Regions from separate parts of the Homo sapiens genome. Here region 2 is linked to region 1. Evidence: chromatin contacts called from ENCODE Hi-C or POLR2A ChIA-PET data. All regions are on one chromosome and are shown on one strand. Each heading gives the region's core, a stretch centred on a gene start or an enhancer-like site at or near the end of the contact. The rest is flanking DNA. Distances are from core to core; before and after follow the strand shown. Region 1 overlaps LOC105372672 (a long non-coding RNA gene). Region 2 has its middle 110 kb from the start of BCAS1-AS1.

Evidence for each region. A loop is a pair of places that touch in the nucleus more often than their neighbours do. ChIA-PET counts read pairs that join two places held with the same protein, here RNA polymerase II (POLR2A). Pooled maps may share reads with other maps.
Region 2: a map of Caco-2 shows a loop between it and region 1 (4-fold over the local background). The contact joins two enhancer-like sites. A Hi-C loop is called at or near these places in 1 of 168 maps with a recorded cell type or tissue (Caco-2) and 2 of 50 pooled maps. POLR2A ChIA-PET finds 5 or more read pairs at or near these places in 9 of 52 experiments (AG04450, BJ, H1 and 5 more).

What each region holds. Positions count from the first base shown.
Region 1 is chr20:53,620,821-53,626,432 of GRCh38, reverse strand. The region is part of intron 2 of LOC105372672 (a long non-coding RNA gene); the gene reads right to left. Among named protein-coding and RNA genes, the nearest start is that of ZNF217, 30 kb to the right of the region's middle. RefSeq lists an enhancer at 4,124-4,888. Within about 2 kb of position 2,917, at least 39 of the 41 ENCODE cell types and tissues checked have a DNase peak (open chromatin) inside an H3K27ac peak, as active enhancers do; they include PC-3, where a contact is called at or near this core.
Region 2 is chr20:53,798,933-53,804,544 of GRCh38, reverse strand. No RefSeq gene overlaps it. Among named protein-coding and RNA genes, the nearest start is that of BCAS1-AS1, 110 kb to the left of the region's middle. RefSeq lists an enhancer at 2,748-3,249 and a silencer at 5,229-5,429. Within about 2 kb of position 2,769, at least 3 of the 41 ENCODE cell types and tissues checked have a DNase peak (open chromatin) inside an H3K27ac peak, as active enhancers do; they include PC-3, where a contact is called at or near this core.

The sequences.
Region 1 (5,612 bases), core at 1,668-4,167:
GTAGCTGGGACCACAAGTGTGCACCACCACATTCAGCTAATTTTTAATTTTTTTTTTTTTAATAGAGATGGGGTGCCATTTTGTTGCCCAGGCTGGTCTCAAACTCCTGGGCTCAAGTGATCCTCACACCTTGGCCTCCCAAAGTGCTGGGATTACAGGTGTGAGTCACTTCACCTGGCCTGGTTTGATCAGTATAAGTCTATTATGCTCAATAAGAATTTCAAAGTTCACTGAACTTTTTCATACAATAAAATCATTTACACTTTTCTCTTGGGATTTACATGGAGTTCACTTTAAAATGACAGACTTCGGTTCTTTTCATCATACACAGAATGGAAAGCTTAATTAAATTTATACTGGTCATAGCTTTTGCCTGTGTCCTTCAGTGTTTAGAAACTGTATAATAAAGACAAGTTTTAATGAACAATATAAGTTCTGTGTACTTCAATTTCAGTTGTGTCTCAAAGATCATTTTTCTTTCTCATTAAAATTGCACTGCAATATTCTATATAGTGTGTGCCACATTAAAAAATATGTGTGTGTGTATGTATAAAAACTGAGACTTTAGGCCAGGCGCGGTGGCTCATGCCTGTAATCCTAGCATTTTGGGAGGCCAAGGTGGGTGGATTACGAGGTCAGGAGTTCAAGACCAGCCTGGCCAAGATGGTGCAACCCTGTCTCTACTAAAAATAAAAAAATTAGCCGGGCACGGTGGCAGGTGCCTGTAATCCCAGCTATTCGGGAGGCTGAGGCAGGAGAATCACTTGAACCCAGGGGGTGGAGGTTGAAGTGAGCCAAGATTGCCCCACTGCACTCCAGCCTGGGCGATAAAGTGAGACTCCGTCTCAAAAAAAAAAAAAAGCCTTTAATTTTTATTTTTTTTTTACTTTCTCTTTTGAAGGAGGAAGAGATAAATCATAAGGACAGAACTGATATTAAAGATTTGGTCTGAAAAAGGAAGCCTCCAGGGAATGTTATGAAGAGTCCATGTGGGTAAAACTTATTTGTGCTTTCTATTTCATCATGAATGATTATTCAGATTCAGAATGAGAGCATTAAAGAACTGTGAATTCTCCATGAAAAATGATAGTTTTTTCTACTTGTGGTTTAGTTTATTGATATTCAATCTTGTTTCATAAAAAAGGATGTTTACCATATTAAACATGTTTAAAGATGGAAAACTATTCCTTACATATTAAAAGAGTACAAGAAATATTTATGTATACATATAAATATATAGTAAGACATATTTAAAATATGTAAAGATGAAACAAAACCTTTATTTGTAGATAGCTGAGTAACTAGAAAATATAATTGGCCGGGCGCGGTGGCTCACGCCTGAAATCCCAGCACTTTGAGAGGCGGAGGCAGGTGGATCACCTGAGGTCAGGAGTTTGAGACCAGCCTGACCAATATGATGAAACCCTGTGTCTACTAAAAATGCAAAAATTAGCCGGGCATGGTGGCGGGCACCTGTAATCCCAGCTACTTTTCTTTTTTTTTTTTTAATTTGAGATGGAGTCTCACACTGTCGCCAGGCTGGAGTGCAGTGGCGCGAGCTCAGCTCACTGCAACCTCCGCCCTCCGAGTTCAAGCGATTCTCCTGCCTCAGCCTCCCGAGTACTGGGATTACAGGTGCCTGCCACTGCACTCGGCTAATTTTTTGTATTTTTAGTAGAGACGGGGTTTCACCTTCTTGGCCAGCCTGGTTTTGAACTCCTGACCTCGTGATCCACCTGCCTCGGCCTCCCAAAGTGCTGGGATTACAGGTGTGAGCCACTGCACCCGGCCAATCCCAGCTACTTATGAGGCTGAGACAGGAGAATCGCTTGAATCCAGGAGGCGGAGATTGCAGTGAGCTGAGATCGTGCCATTGCACTCCAGCCTGGGCAACAAGAGCGAAACTCCATCTCAAAAAAAAAAAAAAAAAGAAGAAAATATAATTAAGCCAAATACATATTCTCCCAAGCATTATGATTAAACCTAATTTGCTGTTTGTTTTGTTGTGCTTGGTTTTTTTGTTAGTTTATAGTTTGCTTATTCACTGCTGTTTTTAAAGATAGTAACTATGAGTCCTTCAGCTGGTGAATAAAATCCTCCAAGTTTTAACATTTTACAATTGAATTATATAAACATTGAAAATTGGGTTGAAATAAATCTAGTTGTTCAAGAGCGTATGTTGTATTTTCTAGCTGACCTGACCTGGCTAGGGAACCACTGCATGTTTGTGTTGTAACAACAGAGTTGGCTCATAGATTTTTAAGGAAGTATAAATGGGCAAAAATAAAAGTGCTGGCCTTGATCAATGTCACACACCTCTTTTTCAATGGATTCCAACTTTCTGTTCAGTCTCAATCTGTAATGAGACTCTGACTTTCACCTATACTCGTGAGATTAGAAAAAAATTCTGCCTCTGGGACAGAGGTCAGAGAGCTAATCCCAGCCTCTGTGTGATCTTGGCAGGTTAGTTTACATTTCTGTTCCTCAGTCTCTTCCTCTGTAAAATCGGGATCCTAATAGCACGTATACCATAAGGCTCTAGGAAGGATTAACTGAGTTAATACATGTAAAACTCTTGGGAGAGTGCTTGGGACATGGTGAGGGCTTAAGAAAAATATCTGCCATTATTAGGACGTGAGTTGCTGACAACTTTTCCCCCTCCCCAAAATGGCTACTGCTCTGTAAATAAGAGATAAGAAAACTCCGCTGGAGAGGGAGGGATTTGTAACCCTCTCCCTGTCGGGGGAGAAAATCACTTACTAAAGAACAAAGTTTTCTTTTATATGTCTTGAAAATGAAAACGTTCACAAAAGACAAGTATTCTGCCTAGTGAAAATGCCAGTTAGGGAGAGAAAACGCTGACTCCTCCCAGCTCGCAGCACGAGGAGGAGGAGGAGGGCAGAGCCAAGGGGACTTTAAGCTGAGTAATAGGCAGTATCCCTCGTGAACGCCACCCTCCGTCCTTCTCCTCAGGATTGGAAACCTCCGTAACAGACAGTTCAAGGTCTCCTAGGTATTTTACAAAAATCGTTTGAGAAAGACTTCCCGGGATCATCAATTTTTAACCAGTGCTTACCAGGCATATTCTAAATTAGTGAGACCTAAACCCTGCCTAAGGATTTGTCATGAAGCTCCTGTGATATTTTTTCCTACTGGTGTTAGTAATAACCACCCATTGTGTGAATTACACCATGTGAATTACACAAAAATAATGAGATTTTTTAAAAATAATTTTTTCCCTAAATGTTAGAAAACCCCACCCTATATCATTGTTTAAAAAAAAAGCTGAAAAATACACACATATACAAAGGGAATTAAAAATCACTGGTGATCATTAGTAACATCTTAGTGGATGAGAAAGGTTTTTCTTTTCTTTTTTTTTTAAGTTCCTCAATTGTGTTGCAGAATTTGGGATTTTTTTGCTGCGGGGGAGGAGTATTGGGATAAAATACTACCAGAATAAATTCAAGGAGAAAAAGAGGAAGCCATTTTACACTAATACCAGACTCTAGACCACTTCCTTCTCAAACAGGCACATCCCCTGTTGTGAAAACAGACCAGGAGCTTCAAGGTAGGGAGTGGAAATAGACTTGAATATTCCTTGTGAATTCTAGGAGCTAAAAGCTCAGGTTTAATGCAAAACCAAAGGACATAAGCTCACAGAGTCCTGGTATACAGAAGGGAACATTCAGATCCGGTTTGTAAGGGGCAAGCTCAGCACTCTTGCCAGGGGCCCTGGATTTAAGCATGGACTTTGCAATGTACTAATTTTGTGACCTTCGGAAGGTCATGGTCTCTCTGAGCCACCGTTGTCTAATCTGTGAAATGGGACATTCAACTTCCCCTCTGTACCTTGCAGTGTCATTTTAAGATAATGTATCTGTAAAATCCTTTTAACAGAACAATGCAAACATAAGGTGTTACGTTAAGGAGGCACAATTCCAAGCTTTTCTGTATTGTTTGGATCAAAACATTGTTTCCTTGTCTACATTATTTATCTACATGGACTTACAGTTGTTTGTGAAGATGAAATAAGCAGCTTCCACTGATGGCCTAACCAGAAACTTCAGTGGTTTGACTCTTAGTGAATTTGCCTCAACGTACGTTTTTTAAAAAGTACCTAGAAATAGTCTCACCAGGAAAGAAACAGAATGAAGCTGTCCCTAGGTTAAAACCACCTCACTCACAGTTTATTCCTGAAACAAACATTTGTTGACTGTGTTTTTGACATGGTTTACTGGCCTAAGCTCACAAACTTTCCATAAATGCATCAAGAAGTCAGTATTTCCTAGCCAAACACATTCTCATCTGTATCCCATCTCTGGCCAAATTCCGTAGGGATCTGGCTGTAAATAAGTAATGCCTCCTAGGAGCACGGTTCTGCCTATCTGCGGGCCCACGCCCTTTTGCTGTTCGACTTGAAACTTGGAGGCAGTCCAGGGATATGGCTAAATAATTACTGAGCCAGAACCAGTTAATCACAGGCCCTCCAGAGGTGGGGACCAGGCCCCTGTGCTCTGCACCCTGCGGGGGCAATGGAGGCACTTCAGAGTTTACCATCCTGGTAGGACCTAAGCCTTCGGGGCATCACGAGTCTGTTAAATTACTCCAGTCTTGAGCTAATTTGGTGCAGGCTCCCTGGATTTAGGCCCCAGTGAGTAGTTGGCTTTTCTGTTTTTGGCACAGGTAAGAAAGGAGGAGGGGAAAAAAATGGTGTAAGCAAGTTTCAAAATCTTAGATCATTTCATGAATGACTCAGTGTTTCCTTCTGGAAAAGTGCAAATAATTGGCTTTCATTAATAACTTAGCTTTGAAAAAAATTCCTAAATAGTGAGCAACCTTTCATGCTATCTGAACACTGCCATCCTCCAATCTTCAATTTTATAGCTTCCAGAGGAATTTCATTCACTTGATAACGTGTGCTTGTTGAAAAATAAACTGTCACCTACTTCCTCCTTGAGGCTTCCTGTTCTTTCTGAGAAAAGCATTGAGATTGTCTTTCTTTTTCTCTCTCTTTTGTTTTCCTATGTAAAAATATTCAGCCAGGCACAGCGGCTCATGCCTATAATCCCAGCACTTTGAGAGGCTGAGGCAGGCAGATCACTTGAAGTCAGGAGTTCGAGACCAGCCTGGCCAACATGGTGAAACCCGTCTCTACCAAAAATACAAAAAATTAGCTGGGTGTGGTGGCGCATGCCTGTAATCCCAGCTACTCAGGAGACTGAGGCAGGAGAATTGCTTGAACCCAGGAGGCGGAGGTTGCAGTGAGCTGGGATCCTGCCACTGAACTCCAGCCAGGGCGACAGAGCAAGACTCCATCTCAAAAAAAAAAAATAAAAATTCAGGCCAGGCGCAGTGGCTCACAGCCTGTATTCCCAGCACTTTGGGAGGCCGAGACTGGCAGATCACTTGAGGTCAGGAGTTCAAGACCAGCCTGGCCCTCATGGTGAAACCCTGTCTCTAATAAAAATACAAAAATTAGCCGAGCGTGGTGGTGGGCGCTTGTAGTCCCAGCTACTCCGGGAGGCAAGGGAATCGCCTGAATTCGGGAGGTCGAGATTTCAGTGAGCCGAAATTGTGCCATTGCTCTCCAAAAATAAAATAAAAAATAA
Region 2 (5,612 bases), core at 1,520-4,019, 180 kb before region 1:
CAACATGGTGAAACCCCGTCTCAACTAAAAATACAAAAATTAGCCAGGTGTGGTGGCACACACCTGTAATCCCATCTACTCAGGAGGCTGAGGCAAGAGAATCACTTGAACCCAGGAGGCAGAGGTTGCAGTGAGCCGAGATTATGCCACTACACTCCAGCCTGGGCAACAAAGCGAGACTCCGCCTCAAAAAAATAAATAAATAAAAATTAGCCTGGCATAGGTGGCATGCACCTGTAGTCCCGGTTCTTGGGAGGCTCAGGTGGAGGATCACTTGAGCCCTGGAGTTCAAGACTGCCGTGAGCCATGATCCCACCACTCCACTTCAGCCTGGGTGACAGGGTGAGACTCTGTCTCAAAAAAAAAAAAAAAAAAAAAGTCTCCAGAGTAAATAATGTGAAGCAGGAGGAAATGTGTATTAATGAACTTGAATTTGCAACCCAGAGTGAATTAGTCAGTATTTAAAGTATGGTAATCAGGAACCCACCAGGCAGTGACAGTTGCTTAAGTCTTTCAGATATTATAGGACCCTGCACCAGAGGGTTTGCTGGAAAGGATACTAGAAATAATGTTCACTGCTGAAATGAGTGGTGTTCAAGATACAATTGGATAGAATGTATGGGAGATTGGGTGTGGTGGCTCACACCTGTAATACCAGTAATTTGGGAAGCCAATGCAGGAGGATTGTTTGAGGCCAGGAGTTTGAGACCAGCCCTGGCAATACAGTGAGATCACATCTCTACAAAAGTTTAAAAATTAACTGGACATGGTGACATGCGCCTGTAGTTCCAACTACCCAGGAGACTGACATGAGAGAATTGCTTGATTCCAGGAGTTCAAGGCTGCAGTGAGCTAAGATTGAGCCACTGCACTCCAGCCTGGGCAACAGAGTAAGACCCCGCCTCAGAAAAAAAAAAAAAAAAAGGAAGGAAGGAAGGAATGAAGGGAGGGAGGGAGGGAGGGAGGGTTCCATTATCCTTGCACGGTATAAGAATACAGCAGTCTCTTGAGAGGTCGAGACGGGTGGATCACGAGATCAGGAGATCAAGACCATCCTGGCTAACACGGTGAAACCCCGTCTCTACTAAAAAACAAAAAATTAGCCGGGCTTGGTGGCGGGTGCCTGTAGTCCCAGCTACTCAGGAGGCTGAGGCAGGAGAATGGTGTGAACCTGGGAGGTGGAGCTTGCAGTGAGCCGAGATCGCGCCACCGCACTCCAGCCTGGGGGACAGCGAGGCTCCGTCTCAAAAAAAAGAATACAGCAGTATCCACCTGTTAAGATCTCTAGAGCCATGCTAGAGATATTTATTTTCAATATAATTTATTTAATTGTAAGTTTATATAACCATTTTAATAATGGCTATGTTTAACAATCAGGTCACAAAATTCCTGAAAATTTAACAGTTGGCTCTGGTTGGCCTAAGAGAACTGGCTTCAGCTCCTTGGTGCTGAGCCTGGGCTGCTCTGCCTAAACTCTCTGCCTGTTGGCACTTGATCATCTTTCAGATCTTGGCCAAGCAGTACTTGGTTAAAGAATTCTCAGTGCATTCTGCCACAGCTCGTCACACTTGGGTTAGCTAATTCTATGTACGATTATTGTTTGATTGTTGCTTTGACCGCTTATCATGTCAGCTCCACGAAAGCTGGGGCTTTCATCTATGTTTGTCCTGTCCCCTCCTGTATCTCCCATGCCATTCACAGGGCCTGGTACCCAGGAGGTGCCCAATTAACATCCATTTAAGAAATAAATGGGCTGGGCATGGTGGCTCACACCTGTAATCCCAGCACTTTGGGAGGCCAAGGAGGGTGGCTCACCTGAGGTCAGGAGTTCGAGACCAGCCTGGCCAACGTGGCAAAACCCTGTCTCTACTAAAAATATAAAAATTAGCCACACACGGTGGCATGTGCCTATGGTCCTAGCTACTCGGGAGGCTGAGGCAGGAGAATCGCTTGAGTCCAGGAGGTGGAGGTTACCGTGAGCTGAGATCGCACCACTGCACCCCATCCTGGGCAACAGAGACTCCGTCTCAAAAAAAAAAAAAGAAAGAAAAGAAATAAATGAATGAGAAATTTCCATTAAGGCTTTCTCTACTTACATGTGCAAGTTTTGGTGATGTTATGGAGAAATTAGATAAAATTTTGCACATAAAGAGTGAATGATTTGTTTACTAACTGGCCCATTCGTCAACTCTTTGCAGTAGTTCCATCTTTTTGTACCGTGGACCCTGTTGGTTGTCTGAGGAAGCCTGTGATCCCGTTCTCAGGACAAAAAAATGCACAGGCTTGCAAAGAAATCCAATTACATTAAAATGCAGTTCCCCTAAAAATGTTAAAACAAATGTATAATATGGTAATATGTGTGCATTTTTATTAACACATTAAGTGACAAGATGCAGTGCAGATTCTAACAACTGTAATTTTGAGATAGCAATAACTATAGAGGATACTTCCTATTATTTGTAACTCTGGTGTAAGATGAAAATATCTGGTTTCCACTGGCAACAAAGTCTCAAGGACTGCTAATTCTGCTGTGGTTTGCCTATATTCAAAAGGTGGAAAATAGGCCGGGCGTGGTGGCTCACGACCGTAATCCCAGCACTTTGGGAGGCCAAGGTGGGCAGATCACGAGGTCAGGAGTTCGAAACGAGCCTGGCCAACATGGCATAACCCTGTCTCTACTTAAAATACAAAAATCAGCTGGGCGTGGCAGCACACGCCTGTAGTCCCAGCTACTCAGGAGGCTGAGGTACAAGAATCGCTTGAGCCTGGCAGGCAGAGGTTGCAGTGAGTCAGGATCGCGCCACTACACTCCAGCATGGACGACAGAGCGAGACTCTGTCTCAAACAAAAAAAAAAAAAAGAAAGAAAGGGGAAAAATGAGAAAATGCAGATTAGAGTATATATGTGTTTTTGTTTGTTTGTCTGTTTGTTAATCAATGTATCATAAATTCTATCCCAGGACTGCTTGGGAGTCCGTGGACACCTGGTTAAGGATTCCTATGGACAGATCAATTAACCCAAGGGCTCCAGGAGATGCAGATCAAAGACCGCCACACAAGAAAGAGGCCACACAGATAAAGAGCCCAGGACCTGCTGTCAGACCTCCCCAGATTCAGATTCTTAGGCCTGCCCCTTATAGGCTGTGTGACCTCGGACAAGTTCCTTATTTACTCTGAGCCTGAGTGTCCTCGCTCGTAAAATGGGTCTAACAACGACCACCTCCAAGAAAGATCACGATGCTGAAATGACTCAGAACAGTGCCTGGAGTGGAAGAGCTGCTGGGAAAATAATAACTGCTATTTCTACATCAGTTATGCCAGTTCTTTTTGACCTAAGAAACTCCAGCGCTTTTAATACAATCAAACTGGGTTATTGGTGACTTACAGAGGAGACCCTAGGCAGGTAACTATTGAACCTTGAAAACCGTAACATGGACACAGAGTAGAGAGCCCATTTATCTCAACTGGATTCTTCTCAGTGGACTTCGAGCTTCTTATCAGAAAAACACTTTGATGACAGCGCTTAGTGCTTAACAGCTTAAGAGCAGTTCAAACATGCGCCAGAGGCTTGCTGAGGAGGCCCGCCCTCCAGATTCTGCAAATAGATACACTGGGGTGAGCCTGCAGCCCAATTTGCCCAGGACTGTCCTGGTTAATGCTTGCGGTCCCCGTGTGATTATTAATAGTATCTGTTGTATCCATACGAGCGTCCCAATTTAGATGATCCTATAGATGGTCACTGTTGATAAGGACCATGGCTGCCTTCTCCCTTAGCTGCCAAGCTGTGTATAGGATATTGTTTCTCCTTGGCAGAATTCAGAAAGTAAGTTTGGACCCTCTGGAATTCTGGTCCTTTTCTTCTAGGTTTCAGGCATCATTATTGCATAGGAGCTTTGAAGTCCAAAGTAATCTAGAGTTAGAATGACCAGACATCCTGGTTTCTTGGATTTTATTTTAAGTGGGAGGGGAGTTACTGAAGGGGTGATTATATATCAGTTCACTTAATCCTTATACTTATATATTAATAGCCCAGGCTTGGTGGCTCACACTTGTAACCCCAGGACTTTGGGAGGCTGAGGCAGAAGGATCGCTGAGCTCAGGAGATTGAGATCAGCCTGGGCAACACAGTAAGATCCCCATGTCTACCAAAAATTTAAAAACTTCAGCCAGGTGTGGAGGTACACACGTGTAGTCCCACCTACGCAGGAGGCTGAGGAGAATCACTTGAGTCCAGCAGGTTGAGGCTCAATGAGCCATAATCACACCACTGCCACTACACTCCAGCCTGGGCGACAGAGTGAGAACCTGTCTCAAAATAAAAATAAAAATATTATCATACTTAATAATAACGCTCTGGGGGTAAACATTGTTATTCCCATTGATGCATGAGAAGAGTAAGGCCCAGAAAGAAAAAATAACCTGTCCAGAGCCTCACAAATGGTAAACAATAGAGTCTGGACTTGATTCCAGATCACTTGACCAACTGCCCTGATTTGCAGATCCTCTGAGTTCAACCAAAGAAATGAGCACAAAAAAATCTCTCTGTGCCTGCAGGTGTGACATTCTTAACCCTGTCTTTAATACAACTGCCACATCCCAGCGTTCCTTGACAGACTGTGGAGCACACCTAAGCCACCTTGCTTGCCATAGGGTTTGGCTCCATGACCTTGATGTGAGTTCATAGATTTGTTTGCAGTTGTGAAAATTAAATGAGAGAGCGAGATTTCATTGTGTGTGTGGAGTGTGTGTGTGTGTGTTGGGGGAGGGAGGAGAACAAACGATTTTAAATTCAGCCTAAAATTAAATGCACATTGGATGCATGCCAAACGGACTCCACAACCACCAGACTTTGCAAGTTTCAACGATTTCCAAGTCCTTCCTTTGTTTTTTTTTCTTTTTTTGAGACGGAGTCTCACTGTGTCGCCAGGCTGGAGTGCAGTGGTGCGATCTTGGCTCACTGCAAGCTCTGCCTCCCAGGTTCAAGCAATTCTCCTGCCTCAGCCTCCTGAGTAGCTGGGATTACAGGCACGCACTACCACGCCCAGCTAATTTTTGTATTTTTAGTAGAGATGGGGTTTCACTATGTTGGCCAGGATGGTCGCAATCTCCTGACCTCATGATCCGTCTGCCTTGGCCTCCCAAAGTGCTGGGATTACAGGCATGAGCCACTGTGCCCAGCCTGCAAGCCCTTCTTCTGCCGAGTGCTATGCTAGTTTCTAGAAGAAGAGGGATGTTACTCATTCATCTGCTATGCATGGTCCACTATGTTCCAAGGTGGGAGACGTGTACAGAGGTGAGCACCTCCAGCCTTCAGGCCACTTATATTCCCAGGTGTAGGTGATAGATAGGCAAATGCGTGCACTCTGGTTGTTGAAGATGTAGAGCAATTGGACTCCTCCTGCACCACTTGTGGTCATGTAAAATGGTATGGCCACTTTGGAGAACATTCTGGCAGTTCCCTGTTTGGTTAAATATAGAGTTACCATATCACCCAGCAATTCCACTCCTAGGTATTTTACCCAAGAGAAATGAAAACACATGTTCACACACAGACTTGCACATGACTGTTTATAGCAGCAATATTCACAATAGACAGAAGGTGGAAACAACCCA